Linked DNA regions of Homo sapiens: all the other regions are linked to region 1. A link is a contact called in ENCODE Hi-C or POLR2A ChIA-PET data. All regions are on one chromosome and are shown on one strand. Each heading gives the region's core, a stretch centred on a gene start or an enhancer-like site at or near the end of the contact. The rest is flanking DNA. Distances are from core to core; before and after follow the strand shown.

Region 1 (2,820 bases), core at 81-2,580:
TGATGGAAATCCAGGCTTAAGCAATGCTTAGAGAGCCAAGAGGACAGACAGGCAATGGGTGACAGAGTCATCTGTCTCCAGTAGTTGGAGCCAATCACCAGGAAGGAGTTTTGGCAGCATTCTGGGTTATGGCAAGGAGCCTGCCAAGACTAAGTCAGGAGCCCCAGCCTTAGAGGGCATTAGGAGGCAGACAGGGGCCTAAGGCATGGCCTTAAATACAAGGAACAAATCCAAGACCAAGAGAGGGTCAAGAGTAGAACTGTAGCTAAGAACATGTAGAACTGTAGCTTCCAGTTAGGGAAACAAAAACCCCAAGGTCAAGACAATATAAGCAGCAAGGATGCCCTGTTTCCAGGTCCCAGCATATGGGGCTAGGGTTCCTGAGAGTCCAGCTAAGGCCAGAATTTGTCCTAGAGCTGAGAGAAGGCTGCACCAACAGATGGACATCAAGTGGTCCTAGCAGTAGGAGATGAAGTTTTTTGAGACCATGGTCAGGCAAGGCCTGGCTCTCTACTGTGATGTTTGCAGCCAGGTGGTCAGGGGTTCTTGCCAACCAACCCACTCATCCATCCCAATGCCTTCATGGCCTTACACATCCCCTCATCCTCTTGCCCCACTGACGGCCACCCTAGGCCTTTGGAGCCCTTGAAAAACAGTGATTATGATCCTGTCCACTGGCCTTGAAATTGGCTGACTTCTGGGATGGAAAATATGGCAGCCAACCATTCCTGTGACACCATCCAGAGCCTCCGCCCTCTGTAATTCACAGGGATAGAATCTGCAGGTCATTCGAAAGGGCCTCTGTTTTTTGTTTTATTTATTTATTTAGAGACAGAGTCTCACTGTGTCCTGAAGTGCAGTGGCGCGATCTCGGCTCACTGCAACCTCCGCCTCCCAGGTTCAAGCGATTCTCCTGCCTCAGCCTCCCGAGTAGCTGGGACCACAGGCGCCCGCCACCATGCCCAGCTAATTTTTATGTTTTTAGTAGAGATGGGGTTTCACCATGTTGGCCAGGCTGGGTCCTCTGTTTTTTAATATTTAAAATCATCTCTCCCCAAATTCCTAAGCTTACATGGCGTTAATGGCCCCTTCTCCCCCTTTCCCTTCAGATGGCACTGTACATATCTATTTTGGTCGGCTTCCTGTTAAAAGTGCTTCCTTTTCTCTTTCTACTTACTCATCTTTTCCCCTCTGCTTGTTTATTTGCTGGGGTTTTTAATTTTTTTTTTCCCTGAGTTTGACCTCAGCCTGCTGTCCCCATCCCCCATGCCCACACTCCTAACCCACAATAAGATTGGGATCTTTTCATTTATACTAAACACATCACCAGCTCTTTATTCTTCGTGGCCCTTTCCTACCCTTATTTCCTTTTCATTTTGTTTCGGTTTTAATCCTTCATTACCCAGCTTTTCCTGGCAAAGGTCCAAGACCAAACTGCATATTTTTCTAAGCTTTCTCTCTTTCAGTTCTTCTTTCCTTTCTCTCCTCCACCCCTGGCTTCCTGAAAGTCTGCCTCGGGATCCACATTATGTCTTTGTTTTTGCCAATAACAAATACTTCATTTACTGTTTTGAATAAACGCTGCTTTTCAGTTACTGGAGCGCTTGCTCCTTCTCTGAAAACACTGTATTGGAAGAATCAGATAAACCTCACTGATATTTTGATTGAAATATTTCTGCATTCTCTTCGCAGAATTCCAAGTATGTGGCAACACGCGTGTTTGGAGCCAGACTTCTGAGAAGATGCCCTCAATCACCCACAGCCTCTTTATGAGTTTTCCCCTCCAATGTGACTTCAGTTATTAAGATGTCCCAAGTGATTAGACTCACCAGCAGCCTCCTAAATACTCAGCCAAGGAAACCTGATATGGTGGGGAGAGGCTGTTCGGGGGAGATTACTTGGCAGTGGTAAAAGTCAGAAGCCTTATGTCTGCAGAACTTTGTTCACTTCTCAGAAGTCCTTTGACTGTGTGATATGAGGAAGTCACTCTAAATCTCATTGTCTCTTAACTGCAACACAGAGGCAACAATACCCCATTACAGGAACTCTGTGTGAAAAATATTACAAAATATTAACAAAATGCTTTGAATTCCTTGTATATTTCACCACGTTAGATCTAGCAAACTACCATCCCTCATCTGGGGCAGAGAATTGTTAAGTGTGGTTAGGCCAGCCAGAGGGCAGCCTCAGGCAAGTCCCTGTGAACTTACTAAGGCAGGGAGGGACAAGGGCAGGGGCAAGTTTGGGGTTGGTACAAACCCCTCCCTCTGGGCCTATTCCAGGAATCCAGGAATATTTCTCTAGCAACCTATTATTATTATTGTTGTTGTTGTTTTGAGATGGAGTCTCACTCTGTCACCCAGGCTGGAGTGCAGTGGCGCTATCTCGGCTCACCGCAGCCTCTGCCTCCCGAGTTCAAGCAATTCTCATGCCTCAGTCTCCCCAGTAGCTGGGATAACAGGAGCCCGCCACCATGCTCGGCTAATTTTTGTATTTTTTGTAGAGGTGGGGTTTCACCATGTTGGCCAGGCTGGTCTTGAACTCCTGACCTCAGGTGATCCACCTGCCTTGGCTTCTCAAAGTGCTGGGATTACAGGCGTGAGCCTCCGCGCCCAGCCAGCAACCCATTATTTTATACATCTGAGAGCTCATGATTTTCCACAATCCATTTCTTTCTTTCTTTCTTTTAAGAATCGGGGTCTCATTCCGTTGCCCAGGCTGGAGTGCAGTAATGCAGTCATAACTCACTGCAGCCTCAAACTCCTGAACTCAAGCAATCCGCCTGCCTCAGTCTCCCCAGTAGCTGGGATTACAAGTGTG
Region 2 (2,820 bases), core at 182-2,681, 200 kb before region 1:
ATGAAACTTTCTCATGGATATTCTTGGATTTTTATGAAATCCAACAATAAATGGTGCAGAGAGGTATATCATTATAATAGTCCCTAAACCTGACAGCGATTTAAATTTCTCATTAGCCATGGGTAGGCTTCTTTAACACTACTTTTTTCTGTCCCATTCAAAAAAGTACAATACATCAAAACTGAGAATGACGTTTTACAGGAGTTAAGTAGAGCCTACTCTTTCAGTCATCTGCAAACAAGTATCTGTTATCAGTCTCTAAAAACAAATTACTGTGACGCTTTAGAGCCTAATATCTGCATACTAATGTATCTCAATTGATAACCCTGATCTGAAGTCTTGCAATAGATAAAAAATAAAATTCTGATTAACTTTTTCTGAACCTGGGTTATAAGATGTACAACAGAGTCCCAAAATGTTACGGTGCCTTTTCTTCACACACTGAAATTCGTTAGTATATTCTGATCCTATTCTGAAGGGATTAACAACTTAATCATGCCCCAAGGCATTTCATGGGTAACTAGGTGATTTATAAACCCCCTTCATACTCCAAGAAATAACAGACTACTTACAAAAAAATTTTACTCACACTAACTTCATTAAGACCTCAAACACTCAAAAGTTCCAGAAAAAAAGTACTTTGAATTCAAATTTGTATTTTATACACAACGTATGTAGCTCCTGCATTAACTTAGAAGCAATAACAGCTTACATTTAAAACGTATCGTCAAGAGGCTGTAATACAAATTTCCCATCTATAGAGTTTTTTCTAAAAGCTCGAATATTATGTATTCCAGCCAAGAAATCAAGAGAGTTCTGTTGGGAACTCGGACAAAAATTTCACACAATTTTCAGTGGAAGTGTAACAACACGCAAAATTAACAAGTCTCTGTTGCATCGTTGCCAGGAAGACCCCAGATACAAAGCTTCTTCTCCACCTCTGCTGAACCCCAGGAGTTCAAAAATTCTAGACTAAGCAGTCCAGCGGAGAACACAGCAGCCTCTCGGGGAGAGGGAGGTGCAAACGTCTCAGCCGGTTGGGCGGGAAGGGGGGCTGGGGAACAGGCAGGGGTTTCGGGGCACTTACAGGTCCGTCAACACCATAAGCTCCGAGTAGGCCCGGTGCAGCAGAAATTCAATGAGGGTGCTCAGCCGGTAGCCCGGGCTAGCCGCAGCTGCAGCGGCCGCCGCCACGGCGGCTCCCGGGGGAGGAGGGGCTGGGGCTGACGGGGGTCCGCCGCTGCCCCCGCCGCCGCCTCCGGGCGGGACCAGCTGGTGGTTCTCCAGCTGCACTGGGGCCATGGCGGCGCAGGACCGGGCTTGGCGCAACGGCACACGATGCGGTCCTCGAGCCTCCCGGGCGCTCGGTCACCGCGCCGAAACGGGAGCGGGCAGAGTCGCCACCGCCTACCGCCGGGCCGCCTCAGAACAGGAAGCCGTGCGCCGACCGCGGAAGCCCGCCCCCATGTAGCGAGAAGTCCGCCGACCCCAGGGACAGGAGCGAGGGGCGGGGGGAGGCGGGGATGGGGGGGAAGCAGGGCGGCCCCGCAGAGGGGAAGCTGCGCCTCCGCAAACGCTCAGAAGCAGCTTCGCCAGACAGCCGCAACGTACATGTTGACTGCCCGAGGCGGAAGTCGATCGGCAGAGCGGAAGGGGGACCTGCAGAGGACCTTCCGACAGGTCTGTGTCTGTTCTCTCAGCTGTCTAGCACCGCAGCGCTGGGGGGCGCGTGGGAGTGAGGCGGTACCTGTGAGCGCGCGGGAGAGCGGAAAAGGGAGCCGCGCGCCGCCGGAAACCAGGGTGAGGGCTGAGCCGGAGTCGTCACCGGGAACGTCAGCAGTTGCCCCGCCCTTACCCTCGCCGCTCTCCCTCCCGCCTCCGCCCCCTGGCGTTGTAAAGGCGACAATTTGCCCAGAGAAATCCACCATCGCTTCCTAAGTGGGGCACAAACACAGCCAGGGGAGGCCTCCTCTAAATGTTCGTGAATTCTGGTTCTGGAATCGCGAAGAAATGGGAGCGGCCGCGCGCTTGTGATTCTCAGGCCTTTGCTCCTCCCATACACGTCCACGGCGCGTTACGTGGGAGAACGTTTTCGCCCCTTTTTTTTTTTTTCCAAACTGTGGGAAAAGGTGCTAGAAAATATGATTGCGGGTAGAGACAGGGCCGCTGGCAGAGTAACTCAATTTTAATAGAGTCGGGTGTATGCTGAGGTCGTCACCATCCCCCAAATCCTGTCAGTCCCACACAAAAACGGCCCTTAAATCCCCTGCCACGGGCTCTCATATAGTTTTTGTCCTTGCTCTTGCAGTCACCGCTCTATTCTGAAGGGCTTTTCAGTTCATCCATGCCTACCGACACTCCCGTCCCCCCCATCAAAGTCCACGTTTAATTTTTTGTACCTGCTTTAAAACAGCGATTCTCAACCTTGGCTGCACTTTGCAATTATCTGAGGAGCTGTTTTTTAAAAAAATACTTAGATATATGGGTTCCACCCCTGTAGATTCAGATTTAATTGGTCTGGCTTGAGGTCTGGGCTTGGGGAATTTTTGAACTTTCCTAAGGTGATTCTAACATGCCCTAACGTAGAGATTCACTATTAGAAGCATTCGTTGCTGCGACCCCTTTCAAACATCTTTTTGCAGTTTCATCTCCTCTTGGTGTAAGAGATGTTCATGATGTTCCCTAAGGTTAGAATATTCTTACTGTCATCACTTGGGTAATTCTTTATCATTGTTGAAAGCGGTTCATCTGCTTCTGAAGGTGTAAGCTCACTTGTTCCCTCCCTTGGTGGTCCTAAAGCACATTGAAACAGAATATCAT
Region 3 (2,820 bases), core at 137-2,636, 140 kb before region 1:
CAGGGGAGATGAGTCTCCTGAGACGGTTTCCTGAGGTGCCTTTTGATAATATCATTTGTCTTTTCTACCTTTCCCGGGGATTGTGGTCTCCAGGCATAATGAAGATAGTACTGTAGAACCAAGTGCCTTTGAGACCCCCTGGGTGACGGCCACCTTGAACGAGGGGCCATTATTGCTCTGGAGATACTTAGGAAGTCCAAAGCAGGGAATTATCTCATTGATTAGTACTTTTATCACCTCAGAGGCTTTCTCTGTCTGACATGGAAATGCTTCTACCCAGTTAGTGAACGTATCTATTTATAGTAGGAGGTACTGGATGCCCCTTGTCTTTGGCATATGGGTGAAATCCATTTGCCAGTCTTCCCCAAGGTAGCCGCTTGTCTTTTGAGTTCCTGGCCAAAGACGCTGTCGATTAAGGAGACTGTTTTTAAGGCAGATCTTGCCACCATTAACAACTTGTTTAACTCTTTGTATTAGATTTTTACCTGAGAACAATCTCTGGGCCAGTTGATAGGTTTTATCCTTACCTAGGTGGAAGGCCTAGTGAAGGCTTTTAAGTACTTTCCATTGGTTGGCAGCTGGTAGATGAAGCTTATTGTCCTCCGATTGTAGCCATCCTGAGGACTGCAGGATGTATCCCCAAGAGGTGGCCCATTCTATTTCTGCAAGAGAGTATTGAGGTTTTATTTCTCTGATGCGGCCCTCCCAGATCAGTAGGGCTTCAAGTGGATCAGAGACCTGGGCCCCCTTGCTGCTGATTTAGCTGCTTTGTCCTCCAGCCTATTTCCCTCGGCTATCTCATCCATCACTCTTTGATGGCCTTTACAATGTATTATTGCCAGCTCCCATGGGAGGAAAACCAAGGAAAATAGTCTTATTAATTTCCTGATGGTATTCAATGGGAGACTAATTAGCTGTGAGGAAGTTCTTCTCTTTCCAGATAGTAGCATGGGCATGGAGGACTAGGAAAGCATACTTAGAATCAGTATAAATGGGCCAGGCGCGGTGATTCACGCCTGTAATCCCAGCACTTTGGGAGGCCGAGGCAGGCGGATCACCTGAGGTCAGGAGTTCAAGACCAGCCTGACCAACATGGAGAAACCCTGTCTCTACTGAAAATACAAAATTAGCCGGGCATGGTGGCGCATGCCTGTAATCCCAGGTACCCGGGAGGCTGAGGCAGGAGAATCGCTTGAACCTGGGAGGCAGAGGTTGCAGTGAGCTGAGATTGCGCCATTGCACTCCAGCCTGGAAGTGCAATGAAGAGGAAACTCCGTCAGAAAGAGAGAGAGAGAGAGAGAGAGAGAGAGAGAGAGAGAGAGAGAGAGAGAGAGAGAGAGAAAGAATCAGTATAAATGCTGTTTTTCCTTTGCTTAACTTGAGCGCCCTCTTGAGGGCAATTAGTTTGGTTAGTTGAACACTTGTGCCCTAGGAGAGGTGCACTTTCAACTATATCGTTCATATAGCTGTTGCATACCCTGCTTTATGGGTTCTTTGTTCTACAAAAGAACTCCCGTCCGTAAAGAGAATCCAGTCTGGGTAAAACAGACTCGGGGCTGTTGCAGGGGGCACAGTGGGAGTGAGATCAGCTCTTTGGTTTGTGTGGGAGCTGGGTGGGGCCTGTGACTGCCGGCTTTCCCCCACTTCCCTGACAACTTGCATGACTCAGCAGAGGCAGCCATAATCCTCCTAGGAACACAACTTCAGTGACCTGGGAATCTCACCCCCATCCCCCATGGCAGCCGCAGCAAGACCCGCCAAGGAGAGCACGCCTAGCCCTGCTCCCACCTGATGGTCCTTCACTACCCACCCTGGTAGCAGAAGGCAAAGGACATATAATCTTGGGAGTTCTACAGCCGTGCCTACTGCCAGTCCCTCTCCACACTATTATAGTTGATGCTTTCTGGAAAGCACCACCTCCTGGCAGGAAGCCAACCAGCACAAAAATAGAGCATTAAACCAACAAAGCTAAGGACCCCCATGGAGTCCATTGCACCCTCCACCACCTCCACCAGAACAGGTGCTGGTATCCATGGCTGAAAGACTCACAGATGGTTCACATCACAGGACTCTGTGCAGACAACCCCCAGTACCAGCCTGGAGCCGGATTGACTCACTGGGTGGCTAGACCCAGAAGAGAGACAACAATCACTGGAGTTCAGCTCACAGGAAGCCACATCCCCAGAAAAGGGGGAGAATACTATATCAAGGGAACACCCCATGGGACAAAAAAATCTGAACAACAGCCTTCAGCCCTAGACCTTCCCTCTGACAGAGGCTACACAAATGAGAAGGAACCAGAAAACCAGCCCTGGTAATATAAGAAAACAAGGCTTGTCAACACCTCCCAAAAATTACACTGGTTCACCAGCAATGGCTCCAAACCAAGAAGAAATCCCCTATTTACCTGGAAAAGAATTCAGGAGGCTAGTTATTAAGCTAATCAGGGAGGGACCAGAGAAAGGCGAAGCCCAATGCAAGGAAATCCAAAGAAATGATGCAAGAAGTGAAGGGAGAAATATTCAAGGAAATAGATAGCCTAAAGAAAAAACAATCAAAAATTCAGAAAACTTTGGACACACTTTTAGAAATGCGAAATGCTCTGGAAAGTCTCAGCAATAGAATTGAACAAGTAGAGGAAAGAAACTCAGAGCTCGAAGACAAGGTCTTTGAATTAACCCAATCCAACAAAGACAAAGAAAAAAGATTAAGAAAATATGAACAAAGCCTCCAAGAAGTCTGAGATTATGTTAAACACCCAAACCTAAGAATAATCAGTGTTTCTGAGGAAGAAAACAATTCAAAATGCTTGGAAAATAT

Evidence for each region. A loop is a pair of places that touch in the nucleus more often than their neighbours do. ChIA-PET counts read pairs that join two places held with the same protein, here RNA polymerase II (POLR2A). Pooled maps may share reads with other maps.
Region 2: a pooled map shows a loop between it and region 1 (12-fold over the local background). The contact joins the promoter of MED14 here to the enhancer-like site in region 1. A Hi-C loop is called at or near these places in 3 of 168 maps with a recorded cell type or tissue (IMR-90, PC-3 and mammary epithelial cell), 1 of 37 single-sample maps with no recorded cell type and 10 of 50 pooled maps. POLR2A ChIA-PET finds 5 or more read pairs at or near these places in 1 of 52 experiments (activated T-cell).
Region 3: a pooled map shows a loop between it and region 1 (2.2-fold over the local background). The contact joins two enhancer-like sites. A Hi-C loop is called at or near these places in 5 of 168 maps with a recorded cell type or tissue (HepG2, IMR-90, K562 and 2 more) and 5 of 50 pooled maps. POLR2A ChIA-PET finds 5 or more read pairs at or near these places in 2 of 52 experiments (AG04450 and activated CD8-positive, alpha-beta memory T cell).

What each region holds. Positions count from the first base shown.
Region 1 is chrX:40,932,066-40,934,885 of GRCh38, forward strand. No RefSeq gene overlaps it. Among named protein-coding and RNA genes, the nearest start is that of USP9X, 150 kb to the right of the region's middle. Within about 2 kb of position 1,331, at least 12 of the 41 ENCODE cell types and tissues checked have a DNase peak (open chromatin) inside an H3K27ac peak, as active enhancers do; they include IMR-90, where a contact is called at or near this core.
Region 2 is chrX:40,734,111-40,736,930 of GRCh38, forward strand. It overlaps MED14 (mediator complex subunit 14), which reads right to left and starts at 1,432. Exons shown (of 31, transcript NM_004229.4): 1 at 1,088-1,432. The coding sequence starts at 1,302. It overlaps MED14OS (MED14 opposite strand), which reads left to right and starts at 1,580. Exons shown (of 2, transcript NR_169211.1): 1 at 1,580-1,680. RefSeq lists enhancers at 802-1,723, 1,724-2,644 and silencers at 1,040-1,419, 1,680-1,769.
Region 3 is chrX:40,792,830-40,795,649 of GRCh38, forward strand. No RefSeq gene overlaps it. Among named protein-coding and RNA genes, the nearest start is that of MED14OS, 59 kb to the left of the region's middle. Within about 2 kb of position 1,387, at least 7 of the 41 ENCODE cell types and tissues checked have a DNase peak (open chromatin) inside an H3K27ac peak, as active enhancers do.